2 separate regions of the Mus musculus genome follow, and region 2 is linked to region 1. Evidence: chromatin loops called from intact Hi-C (ENCODE). Cell type or tissue: left cerebral cortex. All regions are shown on one strand. Each heading gives the region's core, and the rest is flanking DNA. Links, peaks and the distances in the headings are about the cores only. Region 1 overlaps Dgkb (diacylglycerol kinase, beta). Region 2 overlaps Dgkb (diacylglycerol kinase, beta).

The links. A loop is a pair of places that touch in the nucleus more often than their neighbours do. Peaks named below come from ENCODE experiments on the same cell type or tissue, not always from the same donor. Only the 100,000 strongest peaks of a DNase experiment are listed, where the experiment ranks them.
Region 2: it touches region 1 in a loop (2.7-fold over the local background); 4 of 42 quality-filtered maps call a loop at or near these places.

Annotation. Positions count from the first base shown.
Region 1 is chr12:38,338,146-38,349,396 of GRCm38, forward strand. The region is part of intron 21 of Dgkb (diacylglycerol kinase, beta); the gene reads left to right. Gm52011 (a long non-coding RNA gene) reads right to left here. Exons shown (of 3, transcript XR_003950275.1): 3 at 8,124-8,134. Among named protein-coding and RNA genes, the nearest start is that of Gm52011, 24 kb to the right of the region's middle. In left cerebral cortex, for the core only: a CTCF peak has its summit at 4,574 (motif pointing right); a DNase peak (open chromatin) is centred at 4,598.
Region 2 is chr12:38,134,641-38,145,891 of GRCm38, forward strand. Dgkb (diacylglycerol kinase, beta) reads left to right here. Exons shown (of 26, transcript NM_001361686.1): 10 at 1,901-2,018; 11 at 4,765-4,853; 12 at 4,930-5,046. Among named protein-coding and RNA genes, the nearest start is that of Gm52011, 230 kb to the right of the region's middle. In left cerebral cortex, for the core only: a CTCF peak has its summit at 5,590 (motif pointing right); a DNase peak (open chromatin) is centred at 5,603.

The sequences.
Region 1 (11,251 bases), core at 1,263-9,262:
TTCAACACACCATTGAAAAGTTGGTCCTCTGAATTTGATTAAATACATTTTGAAATATTAAAGAAGTATTCAAGTTTTTTCCTTAATATGATAATTATGTATTTATATATCTTCATTTTCCATAGCTATTTATTTCATGCTTAATAAATGTCAATGACAGTCCCAGAACCAACTATTAGGAGTCCCACAAGAAGACTAAGCTATACAACCATAACATAAATTCAAGGAGCTTAGGTCAGACCCATGTAGGTTCCTTGATGGTTAGTTCAGTCTCTGTGAGTCCCTTTGAGCCCAGATTAGTTGATTATGCCAAACTAATGTAACACCGTCAAGTAAGGCATGATCGAAAAGTTGTTCCTCTGAATTTGATTAAATAAATTCTGAAACAATTATTTAGCTGTGCAGGCTCTGAAATCTGTTCCCCTAAGTTCCTGGATGAAGCCTCTAGATGACAGTTATGCTAGGCTCTAGTCAATGAGTACAGCAGAATATTAATAAGAATAATTTCATTGACCTTTTTTATTGTATCTAGATATATCTTAGGTCTCTGTGCTATATAGCATCTGGTTCCTGGCCCTCCAGGCAATGTCAGGGGTTGGATATATATCAGGACAATTTTTATTTTACTTTTTATTAGATATTTTCTTTATTTACATTTTAAATGTTTCCCTTTCCTAGTTTCCCCTCCAAAAATCCCCTATCCTCTCCCTCCTCCCCCTGCTCACCAACCTACCCACTCCTGCTTCCTGGCCCAGGCATTCTCCTATACTGGGGCATAGAACCTTCACATGACCAAGGGCCTCTCCTCCCATTGATGACAGACTAGACCATCCTCTGCTATGTGTGCAGCTAGAGCCATGAGTTTCTCCATGTATTTTCTTTGATTGGTGGTTTAGTTCCAGGGAGCTCTGAGAGTACTGGTTAGTTGATATTGCGGTTCCTCCTAGAGACTGCAAACCCCTTCAGCTCCTTGGGTACTTTCTCTTGCTCCTTCATTGTGGGTGCTCACAGTCATCCATTAGACAGAGCACAGGGTACCCTAGTGTTTATCTTTAATTTTACATAAAGTTGCATGTGGTCTTTGAAAATTTTTACTTATTCACTTCTTAAGAAAGCATGCAGACAAGATTTTAAAAATAGAAATGGCTAATTTCAGAGATGTCCTCCCAAAATCCACAAGAATTATCTAAGTACTTTCTAATGTTTAACTACTATTAGCAGTTTTAGAAAAAAAAAAAAAGACCTACTCAGACCCCTAGTTTCTACCTACAAGTAAATTTTTTGGAAAAATAGTTTTCAAATGAAAACGGAAAGTAAATAACATCTTGTCCTGAAAAGTGTGGCAGCAAACATGTAATATATATAAATATAAATATAAATTATATATATACATATATATTAGTAAATTAGCTCCTAAAATGAAAAGAAATGAAACTAATTTAAGCAGCAATTAAAACTCCTTTTTATAGTCACCCTAACCCTAATTTATCAAAGATTTGATGTGCTAAAGTCTCAGAACTTAGTCCTCCTTGTGTTCTGATCTAATCTGTTGTTGTTGACAAGATCAAATTGTGTCCTGGACATGGAAAAAACAGTCTAAACTAATATACAATGAACAACCAACTTTTACCAATGATTATACTACCTTGATGGAAGTTGAGAGCAATATTGTTTCCTTCTTTTGTTCATGGGTAGTCTTGAGCCATCATTTGTAATTGATTAGCGTTCCATATCTTAATTTCTTAGTGTATATAATCTTAATGTCATCTAAGCGAGTTGATTTGACATGAAGCGTACCTGACTTCTCATCTCTACATGCAGTAGAACTCACTATATCAATAATATGATGAAAGTGTCATGTAGCTTTTCAGGAATAAGATCAATTGATACTTCATAGAAATCCTTCCAGGGAAAAATTTGAGGACCCCTGTTGTAACAGTTCTTTATAGGGCATATTAAATATAATATAAGTCTATCTTGAACTATTTCCAAAGAGGTTAATCACCTCATTATAAGGTAATTTTACCTAGAAAGTAATCCCCTGACATGGCTAATTGGAACTAATTAGATGCTCTGGGCTGCTTCTGGCCCCACCTAAGCATTACTTACTAATACCTTTCTTTTAGAACATATGTGATCACACAGGCATGCAAAGGATCAATTTCTGTCTGAACAAGGTTCATTCTGAAATATTAACATGGAAAGGCTGTTTTTCTGTGGGAGAAAAAGAAAGGATTCCTTACAGATAATGTTCTTTGAACAGAAAAATATTCAAGTATGTAGCATTTTCAAGTCTACATTTTCTTGTGTGCACTTTACATGAACCATATGCACGTGAAGTACATATTGTACCCAAGTAAACCTCTTCTATGCATTGATCAGAATTAGTTCTAAAATGGAAAGGAAACATCATTTTTTGAAGTTATTTCTTTATCATTCTTATCATTATTAATTATTTTATTTTTTTACATCACAAATAGTGCCCCCCATCCCGGTTCCCCTTTGCAGAGTTCTTCTCCCCGCCCCATTACCCCTTCTCCTTCACCTCTGAGAAAGCGTTTCTTAAATGGCTAAAATTTCTGGAAAGATTTAGAAATTAAAGGCATAAAAACCTTAATGTGAGCATCACAGTCCAGTTTCTCAGGAGGACCCACCTTCTGACTTTGCCCTCTGGTAAGAACCCTTTAATAGTGATTACCAACCAGTATGTACTGTTGTCAGTAGTCGCTATTTCACAACATTCTCACTGCCGCCAAACTCTATCTTCCCCTCTCTAATGCATCCATTCTTATTCCCAGGACTCTGATTCTCCCATGCTTTCCTTGTCCTACTTCTGTGACTGTCATTGGAAAACCTGAGCTAATCATTAAGACCAAACTTGTAATCATCCTTGGTGAACAGTAAGAAGCAGAAACCCTCACAGGGGTGCAGACAGCTGACCCCACTCCGAAGCTGACTCCTGAGTACTTACGGCCAGGTGTTTGAACCGCAGAGCTTGCCCATCCTGTAGTGACAGAAGGCCTAAAGCAGACAGCAGATCTTTACCTTTTCACTTAATAAATCCCTTAATGATGGTTTGGAGTGTTGCTCAGTTGGGAAAGTGCCTGGCTAGCAAGCATAAAGCCCAGAATCTGATCTTTATCTGCCAAGTAAAACGAGGTGTGATGGTGCACGTCTATAGTCCCTGCACTTGGGAGTCAGAGGCAGGAAGATCATAAGAGCAAGGTCAACCTCAAGTATATAAGATTTCAGCCAGGCGGTGGTGGCACACGCCTTTAATCCCAGCACTTAATATATATATATATATATATATATATATATATATATATATATATATACACACACACATATATATATATATTATTTCAAACCCAAACCAGTGTGTGTGCATATACATTAATGTGTGTGATGTATGCTTGTCTCTGTGTAAAATGTATATACATATATATTCGTATATATGTGTTAGTGATGATACATTCTGTCTGTCTGTCTGTCTCTCTCTCTCTGACACACACACACATCTTCACTAATGAAGTGTTATGGAAGAGCAGATTTTATGAAGTAAGACTAAGGAAATGTAAGGAAATGTTTTGATTGTTGCCTTGCTGAAGCTGAAGAGAATATGTCTGTGAAAAACAAGAGGCTGGAAATGGAAGTATGAACATGCAGAATGGATGAAAGCAATGCCAAGCAATAAGTCAATACAGAGGAAAGGCTCCCTATGGGGTGATGATGACAATGACTAGACCAGTTTCCTATCTGTTGGATATGAGATATTGATGCACCATCCATACCAATGCTACAGATAGCAAACCAATTGAACAGTCATTAGGTAATCTGCATGCTGGAGCCGATCACCTACTGCCATGATTGGGTCACTTTTGTCCCATTATTTGCAAAACTGGAGTGATTCAGCATGGAGTGAACTTAGCATGGTCTAAGTTACTTAACTTAATTTGGTTATTTTAAATATAATTGATGTGTTATGTTCAAGTTATCCACTTAATATCATTGCTAAATTATATTTCATACTTTTTGAAAAAAATTATTAAGTTTACTTTGTGATTGTTCATTTTTAGTTGATATATCAAAAACAATGTATTTGAATTATTTGGTTATAGTTTATTTAAAAGAGCTTCTTATTAATAAAGAATAAAATTAATCAAACATTTCAGTTATTTTAATATAATTAATGTAGAGATGTAATTTAACTGTGATCTTCAAGGTGTAATTGTATATACATTTTGGAATTCAATTTAAAATATACATTTTTAGTAAGTTCTCAATATGTAAAAGAGAGTGAGGATATCAGAAAGGAAGGGTTGAAGGAAGGAAGGGAAGGGAGAGAGGGAAGGGAAAGAGGGAGGAAGGGATGTAAGGAGAGAGGGAGGGAAGAAGAAAGTGGGAGGGAGGGAGGGAGGGAGGAAAGAAGGAAGGAAGGAAGGAAGGAAGGAAGGAAGGAAGGAAGGAAGGAAGGAAGGAAGGAAGGAAGGAAGGAAGGAAGTCACTTTTTATAAGTCTCTAAAAGATTTTTAATACGTTGGTGAAATTGTAGAATGCAGCCAGCAGAGGGCGAGAGCGCATATGCACTCAGCATTGCTGTAGTTCAGCCTGCTAGAGAATGTTGGATGAGTCCTTGCTGAATATGCTCACTGGCAAACTCATTGTTTGGTTGTTGCGTTGCCAGGACTTAGATTATTTACATCAGTAGTCCTTCTCATGTGGAAGTATGCAGTTCTTCTAACGAAGTGTAATCTGAGTTGTGTTTGAATGCCAGCCAGTATGCTTGAGAGTCTGTAATAAAGCGCCAATGTCTCAGCAGTGTGCAGCAGGAGGGCAAAGGACATCAATGCACCCCACCCCACTGACTAATTAAAGAGCTTTGATCACATTGGATGAACAAGCCAGCCTTAACACGTGGAAGGAGCTTTGCTGCAGTCAAACTGAAAGTCTTAGGGTTGATACACTGACTTAATTGTAGATTACTAACTATTAAAAAAGCCAAAGTATGAGATTATTTTCTAATTGGAACAGAGTGTATTCTTTAAAATGTTTCTTACTTTTTGTAAGTAAATATATGGAGAAATTAACTATATCAGCATTCCTGTGACACACTATGATGCTAAATTTATTTCCAATATAATTATAATTTTAGAATAATATTTGACAGATTTTAATAATATAATAAATACCAACTTCTATTTAAGTATATCTTTACATTCTATCTTTGATATGTTTGTTATTTCAATTCTTCTTGTATAGCCATTATGAAAGCAAGCAAAAAGTTTTAACACAAAAGCAAGCTACTCGCAAGCAGAAACTGTGGGCTACTGTTCATTGGAGGTGATTAAAATACTATTTATTCTAACAATGCAGGTTCTTTTCCTACCATTTATCAGTATGCTGTGATCTCTCCTTATTGTGGTATACAGCACGCTCTTCCATTTGTGTGTATTTGCACATATGATGTATCTATGTGGTGTGTGAAATCTGCTTGCTTTTAAAAGCTGGTAGGAAGCACATTTGCTTTTGATCTTCTGTGTTGTCAATGCTGTCACATCCCTTTGTGATCCGACACACTGAGCATGTAGTAAACACCTTAAAAACCTGTGGGAAGTTCATTTTAATGTGTAGCAGCATGAAGGGTTGCCATTTCTCTTTTTCATTCAATGAAGTTCTAGAGCAGTGTTATTAGCAAAGATGACTATTATTTCAAAAGTGACAAACCATCCCACTGGTAGGATATATTAGTTTACCTCTAAAGCTGTTCCTTGTCTTCCACAACAAGGTGATAATTGGGTTTTCAGATTAGAATAAAATAATCATGTCACTTATGGAGATGTCTGCTAAAACATATTGCAGCCTCATAAAAATTTGAAACAATTAAAAGCTGCAAAATATGAACTCTTAAAGTGATTGGAGCTGCTATCCCAAGTTAGTCTAAGACTGGCATAGCTCCCCTCTAGAAGGCTAACAGTTGGAGAAACACAGTAAAAGGCAGTTAACTTTACAAGATGAGCACCCATGTGGAGTTTCGCTAGAATATCCGCTCTGTGGCATTTTAATAGGAGCTGCAAAAACACAACTTATAAAGCCAAGCCACTAGTGACTTTGACTTTCCCGAGGCAGACCTTTTCAACTAGCTTGGGCTTGATGATAACACATTGGCCTAAGGCTCTGAGCATGGCTTCTCTCACTTTAAATAACCAAAGGTAATTTCCTCTCCTTAAAATTCACAGGGTATTGAAAAATTCCCTAAATCCATTTCCTGAATCAAAATGGAGACTGTTCAGTGCACATTCATTTCAGGTGCTTTTAAATGTTCTGACTCAATTACATTCAGTAGAGAGGAGAATGCTTGGCGGTGTCACATTGAGTGCATTGCATGGAAGGTTGGAGTTTTAGTTAGAAAATTAGTTCCTGTGCAAAGGTTATCTCTAGAGAAATATAAGTAACCACAGTGCTGTCCTTAAGGCCATTGTGGGGCATGCCAGTATCAAGTACTTTCCCTGCGTTTTTATGTACAGAATTATGTCATAAATGAAGTTATGGCAAGACATTGGGAAGATGAAAACAGGAGAGATTTTGTTGATAATACGCAAAATGCCACATCTGTTTTTATTCACTCGGTGCTCATTTCTTTGCTGGCGCATTTATACAGCTGTGAAAAGCTAGAGAATTTTGTACAAAACAATTTTGACAAATGTTCATGATTCCACACCAGTGAAATGCATTTTAATTTCATTCAGAATCTTCTGAGTACCGCGGCACATAAACAGCAATACAACTTATACTTATGTTATTTCTGCAGGTTTTAACTTCACTGTTCAATTTATGCAGCCACGTTGTCCTGATGCTCACTGAGAAATACGCGGAATTCTAATCAGAGTGTATAGAAACCAAGATGATATTGATGGTTTGGAAATGTGAACACGATATTTAGTTTCATAGATAACTTTTCCACAAAACACTTCATAAAGCCAAATAAGAAACACAAGCTTTTAATTCTTGTCTTTGTGAGAATCTAATTCTGCTTCTTGCCAGCTGTAAAAACTTGGGCAAATTATTTGCTATTTAGGAGCCTCTCTTCATCATTTACAACAATGAAGTAGTAATTCCTAGTCCTTACTATTGTTATGTTAAACTTAAATAAATAATATATTTGTGATAAAACTAATGTATTACCATCTCCCTTCCTCTTTTATTTTCACAGGAATTTGCTATATTATACGCCATTTGCTACTGTGGTGGCTTAAATTTGTAATCCTAGCACTCAGGAGGCAAAGGCATGAAAATTAGTAGGTCAAGCCAATCAAAGCTATGTATGAATTCCAGGCAAGACTGGACAACATGAACTCTTGTGTCAAAAACAGACCCAAAAAAATCACACAAGGAGAAAGCTGGTATCTGACTCCTGTGAGTGAGAAATCCTGAGGCTGTAAAGAAAGAGCACACAGGTCCTCTAAAGAGTGGTTCTCAACATGTGGGTTGTAACCCCTTTAGGGGCCCCTATCAGGTATCCTTAATATCAAATATTTACATATTCATAACAGTAGCAAAATTATACTTATGAAGTAGCAACAAAATAATTTTATGACTGGGTGTTGCCACAATATGAGGACTCATATTAAAGGGTCACACAATCAAAGTTGGAAAACTGCTACTCTAAAACTTAGGGAGGTGTGACTGAAATACTAGGTGATTCCAAGAGAATTAAAATTAGAGTTGGAAGTATTGGAAAATTTTAGAAATTAAAGCTTTGCATATATCGTATAGTAATCTGCCATGATATTTCTTGGGACACAAAGAAAAAAAATCAAACAATGTGGTGATGATGATGATGATGATGGTGGTGGTGGAAGTGGTATCAGTGGTAGTGGTGATGGTGGCTATGATGGTGGTGGTTATAGTGGTGGTGATGGTAGTGGTGATGACAACACTGGATAGGAGGAAGCATTATATTTTCTTTTTTATTATTACTTTTATTAGATATTTTCTTCTTTCCAATGCTATCCCAAAAGTCCCCCATAACTTCCCACCAACTACCCTACCCACCCACTCCCAATTCTTGGCCCTGGCGTTCCCCTGTACTGAGGCATATAAAGTTTGTAAGACCAATGGGCATCTCTTTCCACTGATGGCCTACTAGGCCATCTTCTGAAACATGCAGCTAGAGACCGAGCTCGGGGGGGGGGGGGGGGGTTGGTAATGATTAGTTCATATTGTTGTTCCACCTATAGGGTTGCAGATACCTTTAGCTCCTTGGATGCTTTCTCTAGCTCCTCCATTGGGGGCCCTGTGATCCATCCAATAGCTGACTATGAGCATCCACTTCTGTGTTTGCTAGGTCCTGGCATATCCTCACAAGAGACAGCTATATCAGGGTCCTTTCAGCAAAATCTTGATAGTGTATGCAATGGTGTCAGTGTTTGGAGGCTGACTATGGGATGGATCCCCAGGTATGGCAGCATCTAGATGGTCCATCCTTTAGTCTCAGCTCCAAACTTTGTCTCTATAACTGCTTCCATGGGTGTTTTGTTCACAATTCTAAGGAGGGACAAAGTGTCCACACTTTGGTCTTCGTTCTTGAATTTCATGTGTTTTGCAAATTGTATCTTATATCTTGGGTATTCTGTTTCTGGGCTAATATCCACTTATCAGTGAGTACATATCATGTGAGTTCTTTTGTGATTGTGTTACTTCACTCAGGATGATGCCCTCCAGGTCCATCCATTTACCTAGGAATTTCATAAATTCATTCTTTTTAATAGCTGAGTAGTACTTCATTGTGTAAATGTACCACGTTTTCTGTACCCATTCCTCTGTTGAGGGGCATCTGGGTTCTTTCCAGCTTCTGGCTATTATAAATAAGGCTGCTATGAATATAGTGGAGCGTGTGTCCTTCTTACCAGTTTGAACATTTCTGGCTATATGCCCAGGAGAGGTATTTCGAGATCCTCTGGTAGTACTATGTTCAATTTTCTGAAAAACCACCAGACTGATTTCCATAGTGGTTGTACAATCTTGCAATCCCACCAGCAATGGAGGAGTGTTCCTCTGTCTCCACATCCTCCCCAGCATCTACTGTCACCTGAATTTTTGATCTTAGCCAGTCTGATTGGTGTGAGATGGAATCTCAGGTTTGTTTTGATTTGCATTTCCATGATGATTAAGGATGCTGAACATTTGTTCAGGTGCTTCTCAGCCATTTGGTATTCCTCAGGTGAGAATTCTTTGTTCAGCTCTGAGCCCAATTTTTAATGGGGTTATTTGATTTTCTGGAGTCCACCTTCTTGAGTTCTTTATATATATTGGATATTAGTCCCCTATCTGATTTAGGATAGGTAAAGATCCTTTCCCAATCCGTTGGTGGCCTTTTTGTCTTATTGACTGTGTCTTTTGCCTTACAAAAGCTTTGCAGTTTTATGAGGTCCCATTTGTCAATTCTCGATCTTACAGCACAAGCCATTGCTGTTCTATTCAGGAATTTTTCCCCTGTGCCCATATCTTCGAGGATTTTCCGCACTTTCTCCTCTATAAGTTTCACTGTCTCTCGTTTTATGTGGAGTTCCTTGATCCACTTAGATTTGACAGTACGACAAGATAGAAATGGATCAATTCGCATTCTTCTACATGATAGCCACCAGTTGTGTCAGCACCATTTGTTGAAAATGCTGTCTTTTTCCACTGGATGGTTTTAGGTCCCTTGTCAAAAATCAAGTAACCATAGGTGTGTGGGTTAATTTCTGGGTCTTCAATTCTATTGCATTGGTCTACTTGTCTGTCACTATACCAGTACCATGCAGTTTTTATCACAATTGCTCTGTAATACAGCTTTAGGTCAGGCATGGTGATTCCACCAGAGGTTCTTTAATCATTGAGAAGAGTTTTTGCTATCCTATTTTTTTGTTATTCCAGATGAATTTGCAGATTGCCCTTTCTAATTCGTTGAAGAATTGAGTTGGAGATTTGATGGGGATTACATAGAATCTGCAGATTGCTTTTGGCAAGATAGCCATTTTTACTATATTGATCCCGCCAATCCATGAGCATGGGAGATCTTCCCATCTTCTGAGATCTTCTTTAATTTCTTTCTTCAGAGACCTGAAGTTCTTATCATACAGATCTTTCACTTCCTTAGTTAGAGTCATGCCAAGGTATTTTATATTACTTGTGACTATTGAGAAGGGTGTTGTTTCCCTAATTTTTTCTCAACCTGTTTATCCTTTGTGTAGAGAAACGTCATTGACTTGTTTGAGTTAATTTTATATCCAGCTACTTCATTGAAGCTGTTTATCAGGTTTAGGAGTTCATTGGTGGCATTTTTAGGGTCACTTATATATACTATCATATCATCTGCAAAAAGTGATATTTCGACTTCTTCCTTTCCAATTTGTATCCCCTTGATCTCCTTTTGTTATCAAATTGCTCTGGCTAGGACTTCAATTACAATATTGAATAGGTAGGGAGAAAGTGGACAGCCTTGTCTACTCCCTGATTTTAGTGGGATTGCTTGCAGCTTCTCAACATTTACTTTGATGTTGGCTACTGGTTTGCTGTAGATTGCCTTTATCATGTTTAGTTACGGGCCTCAAATTTCTGATCTTTCCAAGCCTTTTATCATGAATGGATGTTGGATTTTGTCAAATGCTTTCTCAGCATATAAGGAGATGATCATGTGGGTTTTGTCTTTGAGTTTGTTATATAATGGATTACGTTGATGGATTTCCATATATTAAACCATCCCTCCATCCCTGGAATGAAACCTACATGGTCAGGATGGATGATTGTTTTGATGTGTTCTTGGATTCAGTTAGCAAGAATTTTATTAAGTATTTTTGCATCGAAATTCATAAGGGAAATTGGTCTGAAGTTCTCTATCTTTGTTGTATCTTTCTGTGGTTTAGGTATCAGAGTAATTGTGGCTTCATAGAATGAATGGGGTAGAGTACCTTATGCTTTGATTTTGTGGAATATTTTGTAAAGAACTGGAATTAGGTCTTCTTTGAAGGTCTGATAGAACTCTGCACTAAACCTAACTGGTCCTGGGTTTTTTTTTTTTTTTTTTTGGTTGGGAGACTACTAATGACTGCTTCTATTTCTTTAGGGGTATAGGACTGTTTAGATCATTAACTTGATCCTGATTTAACTATGGTACCTGTTATCTGTCTAGAAATTTGTCCATTTCATCCAGGTTTTCCAGTTTTGTTGAGTATAGCCTTTTGTAGAAGGATCTGATGGTGTTTTGGAT
Region 2 (11,251 bases), core at 1,578-9,577, 200 kb before region 1:
CTCTGAAAGAGGCCACATACATATTTCATCTCTGGTATATTTGGGCAGTGCATCGGTCTAAGAGCTATAAAGCTATTTAATTTTTTTTTTTTTTTTGGTAAAGCGTTTTTATGCCCGGTAATGGATTTGTATATCACTTGCAGCCTGTAACATGGCTAAGTGTTCTGATTGACAGAACACCCACGTTCAGACTTGTTTATTTTTTGATAAGGAAAATGCCAGCTGACTTCATCCATATGTGCTCCCCAACAGGATGAGGCATATTCACATGGAATGGACAATCACTTGAGATGAAATGACAAGGAGTACAAAAACAGCAATAAATGTGAAAAGTCCAATGTTTCTCCTTTGACTTGAAAATCTTTTAAAGCAGTACACTGTTCCTTTCAAAGATTATTAAAAAACCAACAGTCTCATATTAACACTTTTACATCAAGATGTTTAAGTTTTAATAGGATGAAATAAAGCTATAGGTTATAAAATATAGGCAAGTTAAACATGTATTATCCTACTAAAATTATTATAACACATCCAAACCAGCCCTGGCTAAGAAATAACAGTGAACCTTATTTTTTAAATGGTGAATGAAAATGTTTAAAACCCTGACTCCTGATGTGGTTGCCAAGAGAACTATCACCATTTACTCAGTTGCTTTTGTTGAAACATTCTCATTCCTTTATCCAAAAGACAAACTTGAATATTGCTAAGAAATGGAGAGGGGTCTGAGATTAACCTAAGGTTGTAGGTAAGGGATCAGCTCACTGCAGCTCCCTTGGTACCTGAGAATCTCTGGGCCAGAGACAGTTGGTATATGACTCACAAGATAGCAAGCAATAGGCATTTCACAGCTCAGCTGGGTTGCCTTTTTCTCTTAGCCTGAGATGAAAGAATGTGAGCCTACTAAATGCAACACTTAGTATCAGACCCCAGTTCCAACGGCTTGGGGAACCAAACCTCTCTGTAGGGCAGAAATCTGTGTAGCCTGTTTTTATTAGCATGGGTACCATATAAGCTTGTCCTCTCATCTGGACATCTCCATAGTGCAGGGTCTTCAGTCATCAATTGTATTTCAAATGGCTGCTTGGGACAAAAAACAAGGCAGTGTTTCTGCCATCAAAACTTGCTAAACTTCAAGGGGCCGTTGACAAGTACCTCCTAGGAGGCATGTTCATTAATGTTTCATCTTACGATGCAAATTTGACATTTCTTATTCTAATGTGAGAAGTAGTTACTGTGGATTCATAGATATTATAAATCAGTGTCCTGGCTCTCACTGTGGCTAGAAGCATTATTATTAATATTTTATTATTAATAAAAATAAGATATGAGCTGTGTTATCTTTCTATAGTGCCCCTACACATAAAACATGCAATTACATCACATTTTTCTGTCTTACAAACCTACCCTCACTCTAAATTTTTTGTTTTTTGTTTTTTTGTTTTTTGTTTTTGTTTTTGTTTTTTTTTTTGTTTTTTTTTTTTTTTTGTTTTTTTTTTTTTTTTTGCCCAACACAAATCCACAGTTAAGTCTTTACAAGTTTCAATTTCTTTGTTCATTTGTTTATGGAATTGTGCTAAGCATGAGCTACTCCATGGCCACGAAGGCATGCCCTTGTCTTCACAGGGAGTTCTGTTTGGCGGGTCATCGTGGAGGTTGCTGGGTACATTAGACAAGATCTCATGGGTCACTGTAGCCTGTCAGATTCATTTCAGCGTCTCACCAGGCAAGAGAACACTTTGGTTTTCCTGAAGTCTCTGTGGCACTCTTGTACTGGAGAGAGCCAAGATGAAGGAACAGATTGTCTGCACACGCATCAGTCCTGCCTGAGCTCGATTGGCACTTGCAGAGTCCACTGTTTATTTCATTAAAGTGAAATCTGTTTCTTTCCCGTCTTCTGCAGAATGTGAAGGATGATGGACAGCATGTGTGGCGACTCAAGCACTTTAACAAGCCTGCCTACTGCAATCTCTGCCTGAACATGCTGATTGGCGTGGGGAAGCAGGGCCTCTGCTGCTCCTGTGAGTTCACTGGCTCTGCCTGATGTCATCACCTTGCTTGAAGGGGACACTGAGCTCATGCAGCTCTCCTGTTTGTGTGTCATACCCCAGGCCAAAATGCTTATTGTACATCTTTCCCTGTAGCTGCTCAATGTTCAGGTCACTGGCCAACTTCCTTTCAAAGGAAATAAATGATGTGTTCCAATTCCATGGGTATTTCTTTGTATTGTAGTTTAAATTTTAAGTATTTGTGCTTCTCATTTCTCCTTGGAGTATTTAGACATTTTTCACTGCTTTCTCATATATTCCCCTTATAAGTTAACCATTACAGCTCTCAGTTTTACATATTTATGGAGTACAAAAGTGGGGGGTATGTGGGTGAGTGGGGGTGTGTTCTCATGTCTATGCTTGCTCATGTGTGTGTGTGTTCATAATCTAAGATTAATATCTAGTGACTTTCTCCATTGCTCCCACCTTATATATGGACCCAAATTTTCGTATTGACTTATATCTCAACGACTTTACATTGCATCCTATTGCATCTGGGAGACTCTCTACCTCCAGTACACTGAGGTACTCACAGGTGGTCAATTTTTTAAATGAGTTCTTGAGATCTGAGTTATAGTCATTGGTAGCAAGTGCTTTGCCTGCTGAGTCACCTGCTAAATGCCTCTGGTATGTTACTTTACATAAAGGAAAATCTTCATATGAATATCAATATTGGAATATAAGGCATTATAAGTCATATTCATTTTGATATTTTCTGTTTCCTTGTCTTGCAAGATTTATTTTATTCTTTTTTTCTTTTTTCCATTTATTTTATTTTTATTGGATATTTTATGTATTTACATTTTATTTATTTATTTTTTATTAGATATTTTCTATATATGCATTTCAAATGCTATCCTGAAAGTTCCCTATACCCTCCCTCTGCCCTGCTCCCCTACCCACCCACTCCCACTTCTTGGCCCTGGCATTCCCCTGTACTGGAGCATATAAAGTTTTCAATACCAAGAGGCCTCTCTTCCCAGTGATGGCCGACTAGGCCATCTTCTGCTACATATGCAGCCAGAGCTGTTAGAGATTTGCTAAGAGAGTGTATGTAAATATGTGTGTAAGTTAATTTATAAAATCATCTAGTACTGATTTAATCCATAATATTTTTTACCTAAAATAAAGTTTATATTCTCTGAAATAAGGTTAAGTTCTCCACTGATCCAGCAATTCAGCCACATCAATTTCTGCTATGCAATATGCTTTAAGATTTTTTTCTCCAGGTATATTATTTAACATTAAGAACTATACTTAAGCCAGGTGTGGTGGCACACGCCTTTAATCCCAGCACTCGGGAGGCAGAGGCAGGTGAATTTCTGAGTTCAATGCCAGCCTGGTTTACAAAGTGAGTTCCAGGACAGCCAGGGCTATACAGAGAAACCCTGTCTCAAAAAACCGAATATATATATATATAATGTCATAAATGTATATAATTTATAAATGAATGGGATCTTTTTAAGGTTATATAACATTTATGAAATATCACATAAGAGAAACATTTCTGATGGTCATGTTGGAAGGTCCAGATATACTAGAATAATCTCCATGTTAAAACAAACAAATAAAACAATAGCAACAAAACTATCTCAGAACTTCTATAAATTTTTAAGGGTGTGAATATTTTGAGGCAGATATAATTGACTGAAACAAGATAACTTTCAAAGAAGAGGAGTGGTATAGTAGAAAGGATAGGTTTTTGCTGTTTACAAAATGGTTATTAGGGGAAAACTCATAATATGAGTACTACTATAAAATAAAATAAAAGATATGTGTTCTTCCTGGCTGTGGTCAGAACTCACAGACAGGATATCTTAGAGTTTTATTAATAAACACCATAAGCATTACATATATTTCATTCATATTTCAAGAAGTAGATTTTTAAGTTGTTGGTCTATTTCGTTTTAAACACTTTTTCTGTATATTTATGAATTCTGAAGTGGAACGGTCTTCTCATACACAAGTGCATGTGACCCCTACTAATATTCAGAGTGAAACCACAAGACGCAGAGATGCACCCCAAGTGTGTTTTTGTTTTGTGGCATAGATTATATACATACATTTATACATACATTTACTAGTATGAATGTTTTTTTCATATATATTTTTGTTTCCTGGCGCCATATGTTGCCTAGTGAAAGTGGTTGTTTGAAGAAACAATATCATGATGGAAAATGAAGGATGAATTTCCCTGAAAGTCTGGCACGGATGATGGAATCTATTCTCCAGCAGTAGACAAATCTACCATTTAAAGTTTAGATAAGCCAATAGACAAAGCAGTATTAAGCACACAGACATTTACTCCCATGCCTGCCAGCTGCTCTCATGCCTATACTTTATGAAATATAGACCTCTTCCTTCTAGCAAATGACACAAAGCCACTTGGCAGTCATCAATTTGTCTTTAATATTTTTGTCATCTGGGAATTATTGTGAAAAATTTGAGCAAGGACTGATTTAATTAAGCATTTCCTGTTCCTGCTACGCCATGACAGAGGAGCCTTGCCTTCTCATATGCATACTATTTCCTGTACTAATTGGCCTTTTGCATTCCATGATAAAAACAGCCGACTTGGACTTTTTTCCTTGATGCGGCTGATTGGATTGATTAGAGAACAGTGGATGCGAAATGAGCATCTGTTAATGCCACTCTTCCCTCGTAAATGTGCAATCAGGACCAGGGTCAGCTCTGAATCTGTGTACCTGTTTCCTTTCAGTCTGCAAGTACACGGTCCATGAGCGCTGTGTGGCCAGAGCCCCGCCCTCCTGCATCAAGACATATGTGAAGTCCAAGAAAAACACAGACGTAAGTCTGGCCACACAGGCTTTCCACATGTGTCACTATGGATAGCGCCTCTTACTGCCCTGTTATTCTGTTCTAGGTCATGCACCACTATTGGGTCGAAGGCAATTGCCCAACCAAGTGCGATAAGTGCCACAAAACAGTGAAATGTTACCAGGGCCTGACGGGCCTGCATTGTGTTTGGTGCCAGACCACAGTGAGTACCATGACAGCACTGTACCGGAAGGCCATCAATATTGGAATAAACCACCCAAAACCTTGGGCGGGTGGTGGTGGGGTGTTCTAATTTCACCTGCCAGAGAATCAGATGTGTCCTCATAGGACTAAGGATTTTAGAGATGGTGACTTCACAAGCTTTTACAGAAGGGCCATTGGAGTGGGTTCTAGCATTTCCCAGGAAAGCAATCAGAAACCACAAATGAGAGTGGGCAAACAGAAGAGGGTCATTACTGCCACACAAAACTATTTTCCCATGTATGTTCCTTACCTCCAGGTACTTTGTGAACTGCGACACAAGAGGTCTTGGTGTAGTAATGATTAGGGAAAAAGCACACTGGCCAAAGATTTAGGATACCACCTGGTTGACTGTCAAACTGCTTCAAATAAACTTGGGAATAAACATAGTTATTATATGGCACTACTATATCTTTTTAATTTCTGAAATTAGCATAAACAAACATTTCTTCCTTTTGAGCAGAATAGCTTCTTAGTTCTTCAGTTCTTTGCATCCTTTTACCAGAATAAACAGCAGAGGGCACTGTAATAGTTGGCAAATCAGGTTATGGTAGAGCTACAAGGTTCTGTCCAAACCTACAGGTTAAAAAGTATTCTTAAATGACACAAACAGAGAGAGAGAGACAGAGAGAGAGAGAGAGAGAGAGAGAGAGAGAGAGAGAGAGAGAAATAATTTAAAAAAATCAAGTTGAGTTATATTTCAAACTGAAATTAAGTGTTTGCAGATTTGAAGAGTTTGGTTATTATAATAAAATGTAAGAACATATCAATGCTCAATTTTAAAAAAAAGACCATAACAAAACAATTATATATATTAAAAATACATTTGGGAAACTAATTAGAAGACTATGTAATTTTTCTTGTCCCAGAAGCCTAGTTCCAGCCCCACAGCATTTTACACAGCATATCTTAATTTTAACATAGGCTAAAATTTTAAAATATCAGTATTGACTTTTTCACTTTTATCAGATTTAAAAGCAATATATTGAATATGTTGTGTTATTATTTTTACTATTCTTATTACTACTACTATTATTATTAGATTTTTTTTTATTCCTTAACAGATAATATTTATGAGTGCCTATTAAGCTTTAAAGACAGGAATTAACCTGCGTGGTCTGTAGCCCCAAGCTCTCCGGGGGGGCGTGGGGGAGGGTGTCAGAAGTTTGCTATTCGAGTCATTTCTTCCTCCCACTTTGTTTCCTGGAGTTTCTCTGAGTACTTTCAGAATTCTAACTTAGAGCAACAGTAGGGTCACCTTTATTAAATTTATTAATTTTGTGGCTAGTGTCAGAATATATTCACCTGAAAATATTTATATACTTAGTATTATTCATTGCTTTCTTGAGCTGCTTTATGGAAACGTTAGCCTAAGACTGTCCCTCAACTAAAGGTGCCTGATGTGACAGATCTCTAAAGAACCAAATGTCATCTTCACCCTCTTGGAGCCAGGAGAGGGCAGGAATGTGGTGCTGCCTGTAATGGGCTTTTTAAGGAACCACCTGAGTAGATTCCAAGAGAAATTTGCTTAAACAGAAGATCAGAGAATGAAGCAGAGCTGCACTTCAATCTTCCTCCAAAACCTATTGCTCACTTAGCATGACTTGAAATCACAACTTGAGAAACGCAGAGTACTAACATGCCCCGAGTCATTTATAAACTGTGCCACTGTATCCATTGATTGCCTCAGTCTGGGACAATATTCTTACACTGTAAAATAGAGTTGATAATACCTAACCAGTAGGATTGTTGTAAGGATTAAATGGGTAAAAAGTCAGTGTAGATACGTTTACAACTGGAGCACATACTTAGTAAATGCTTAGTGACTATTCTATCAACTTAGTGGGCAATACTTAAAATGAGATGTGGTGCCTATTGTGAACCCTGGTGTCCATGGGGCATGTCATGTGTAAAATTCAGGGTATGGCAGTCTCATCTTGGTAAGGATTTATAAATGAAAATTTCCCAGGCAGGCCTAGTCAGAATGACAGCTTGCATCCTTAAAGACCATAGGAAATTGTGTGGCTTCAAGCATCACTAACTTTTATGTCAAGGTCCATAGACTTGCATTTTCAAGAGCAACTCCTCAACTCTTACCCTGCTATTTACAAGTGCTGATCCTCAAATGATGTTTCCAGTTACTATGCGAGTTAGAAGTCAGGTTTTTCTTGTCTTTCACATTTTTCTCCTTCATATAGCCTAGTGCTAAGCCCTTACATTTCTTGCTTAAAATATCTCTCCCAGATCTGAGGTTTTGACTTCATGTTCCCAACCTTAGTGCAAGCTCTTAGCACCCCCTCCCCACTAGGTTAGAGTAAGAATCTCTTGGCTTATTTCCCTGACAGAAGGTACTTCTCCTATATGTAAGCTGCCATAGCACCACTAGAAAAATCTTTCCAAAATTGTAATTTGATATAGTATGTCCCCTTCAGCTATCTATAATAATTCCATGACAATAAATGCAACCTCTCCACCACTTACTTCATTTTGGTTTTGAATTCTACAAAGCACAGATTTAAGAAGCACAAGTTCTTGCATCCTCCTTCACCACTGAAGTCCCTGTTAGGCTGGGTATGTTCAAAGGAACCCCTGCAGAGGCCATGATTCATCCTCACCTCATATTTAAAATGTCCCATTCCTTGGACCGGACTGCACTAGTCTTAACTACTTAGTAGGAAGTAGGCTCAGTTCTTTATTTCCCTTGATGGTTTTTTTTTTTTTTTTGATGCTAATATTTTCTTCTTCAATTTATTTTATCTTACTTTACTTCCGTTCTTAAAGAAATACTGAGTTGTTCTCCAGTGGTTTCATTTCTGAATGACATCAACATTATACTTCCATTTGCGTCCATTGCTATAAGTTGGTAATACATGTTTTTCATAATCATCTGATGATCTTAAGGGAGTGCCAGGTTTCGAGGAAATTCTCAGGTTCTCTATAATGAGTCATATGGTAATCTTCATGTTAGATATTGAATCTCAAATGCACTTCATCTTTAAATTTTATCTCAAAATACATTTAAATAACTTATAATACTCAAATCTCATTAGACTGGTTAATAAATCTTAAAACATAAGTGATAAGCATCCATTCCTGCAGTTTTATATCAATGAAATGTATCTAGATATACTATTGCAGCCATCTTGTAGACCTAAAGATAAGTTCTAAGAATGCTGTAGCTCTTCTGTAAAGCATTCTACCTAACCTAGAAAATCGGTAAACACCCAGGAAAACAAAACACAAAACAAAACAAAACAAAACAAAACAAAACAAAGCAAAGCAAAGCAAAGCAAAACAAAACAAAACAAAACAAAACAAAACAAAACAAAACAAAACAAAACAGCTGTATCTCCTACTTAAGCAAATATTTTCTGTGCTTTCAACTTCATTCCTTTGAGAATGAAGGAACAAATGCTCATCTTGGTTTTCCTTTTCTTTTCCTTGCTTATGTCCTGCCACTATTGAGACCATGTTGCCAAGTCTGATTCATACCTGCTGCTGAGTGTGTCCTTGACATGGTCGTTACTCTGTGTATCAAGAAAAGATGACTTCTTGTCAGGCAGGAAATACTAGGATGTGAGGTTAATACAACTATTTGAGATTAAAAGAGAATGCCTATCATATTCATCTGAGTTACTAACTTGTTATCTTGTAAGAATGTACTTTTAGTGAAAATAATAAGCTCCTGACAATGACATTTTTCTCATTGTCAAAAGGTTTTGAAAGCCATAGACAGTTTATTATTTTGCAAATACCATCATTAATGAAATTGCCTGAGTTTATAAAATATTGATTTCATATGAAAGTGTAAACTAACAAATTTCTTTAAGTCATGTCATTGAACTTTTATTTGTAAGAGGGACTATTTTTTTGTATATGAATCACTAAATTCTAATGAATATTTTTCCTATTTTTCTTTTTCTACTATTCATTTCTACCATTAGCTCAACACCTCTCCATACCACACACACACACACACACACACACACACACACACACACACACACTTTTTCATCCAAACTTGAGACAGATTTTACTAATAAACATAGAGCTGGCTCTAAATTAGGTGCTACTGTGAGCTGTCAAATTCTGAAATTATTTCCAAGTGTTTAATTCAAGTCCAAGAAAAAGCTGGTTCATATTATTTGACTTTAGTAGATATATGCCTGTATCTGTTACCCTGAAAGATAGTTTCTGGGGATCTTAAAAATAAATTTTACTTTTCTACATGCCATCTTTTAAAAATATGGAAAGATAGCTGTGGACAACATTTTGAAAATGACTTTTGAAAGGCAAGAACTACTCGTCTTGGTAATTCTGTTCAAGAGTCAAGATGCATCTGTGATCTAATTCATTTCTAACCTCAAGGAAGACCCCTGTCTGTCTCTTCTTACCTTGGACCCTTGAAGACAGTCATCAGTCTTGGGCATCTTGCCAACTCTGTATATATCATAGATGCTGATGCATGGAATGGCATAGAAACAAGTTTTCCCAGCCTGATTGTTGTATTGCTAGCACACAATGCCACAAGCTAGGTAGTTTTTAATAGCGAGAGAGTTGCTTCTTATACTTTGGAGGTTGAGTACTTTCAGGTTAGGGAGCATGTCATATAAAACCTTTTTTTTTTTAACAGTCATAACTTGGAGGATGCCATTATATGTCAAGACAAAATAAGTATTTGTCTTTAGGCCTACTTCTGATTCATTGTACGGTTGCTAATTCTTTCAGGTATCTCTCTCATATGTCCATCTAGCTCAAGTTAGCTCCCTAAGGCTTCATCTGCAAATACTGTCAACATTTGAATTTAGGGATTGCTCTACATAGACCATAAAAAGTAGACTTAAGGAACAGTGCTGATCTAAGAACCTTGCTATGGTTGGTGATAGATTTTAACACATTTCCCTTTGTGATCTCTTATTGAAAAGAAACATACGCAGATTCTCAGAAAGCACACTATTAACAGTAACCTAAAGAAAACCAATTTATTTGTTTTAATTCTATTATGTAATTTCTATTTAGTTGATACGTGTATTTTTAACAGACTCTTGTTTTCTTTAGAACATTTTCAGTTTACAATGCAGCTAACACAATCATTTATTTATGACTGATAGTCTTGATTTGCAGCTTTTTTTATTTGTTTTTACTGTTTGGCTGGTTGGTTGGTTTTTAGTTTCTGTCTTGTGGACAGGTACATTTCTGGGCAACATGAAGCATCAGAGACAGTTGTTCCACAATTTCACTCACAGATTGTAAAAATGACCAGTTCTTTAAACATGTTGCCCACAGTTTTAACCTTTCCCTCTATATACAAGATCATGGACCAGATAGCCACTAGAATATACCTTCCAGATGAGATGTTTGAGTTTAGTTTCCATAAATATAAGGCAATACATGGCTAGTTCATACAAATCTCTTAAGGCATGTTCCTTTTAATATGTGCTCCTCTTTTACTAATGGGCAAGATGCTTCCTCATGGTATGGATCCTGCTACATGCTAATGCTTCTTTAAGACTAAACAGAAAAATTCAGAGATACTGGACATTCTGGCATTTAAACTTGAAAATAAAATACTGGGCTTAGTTAGGTCTATAAAGGCAGCGTCCCATGAGATATATTGAGTTATATCCTCACCTACTTTAGTCTCCTGGTCAATTGGATAATTCTAAGTCCTTAGTTCTTTCCATTTGGCCTAAGTGTAAAAATCCGATACTGATTTTACTTACTGTTTATATTGGAAATACATGAGATGGAAGAGCACACGAAGTTGTGACTCTAATACTGTCTGGGAGCTATGCTGGCCTGAGGGTGTGTGTTGCTTACCTGCATTTTTTCACAATTTGTCATTTTAGGATGTCCCATAGAGTACGAATTCTAGACAGACTCACTCTGTACACACAAAGATTGCCATATCAGAATGTTTTAGCTTCTGCCTCAGTTTTAAGGTAGTTGTACAATATCAAGGAGGAAAAACTCATTTTCTATGACAAGCCAAAATCCAGAAGAGACTTAAGACATAGGGTCTGCTTTGGGTTTTCATTGTGTCAATGGGCTCATTTTCTAGAGCTTCTATAACAAAATGCCATAAGCTAAATGATAACATAAATGTATTCTCTTATATACTGGGAGAGAAGAAGCTTAACAGAACAATGTCAGCGAGGCTATTAGCC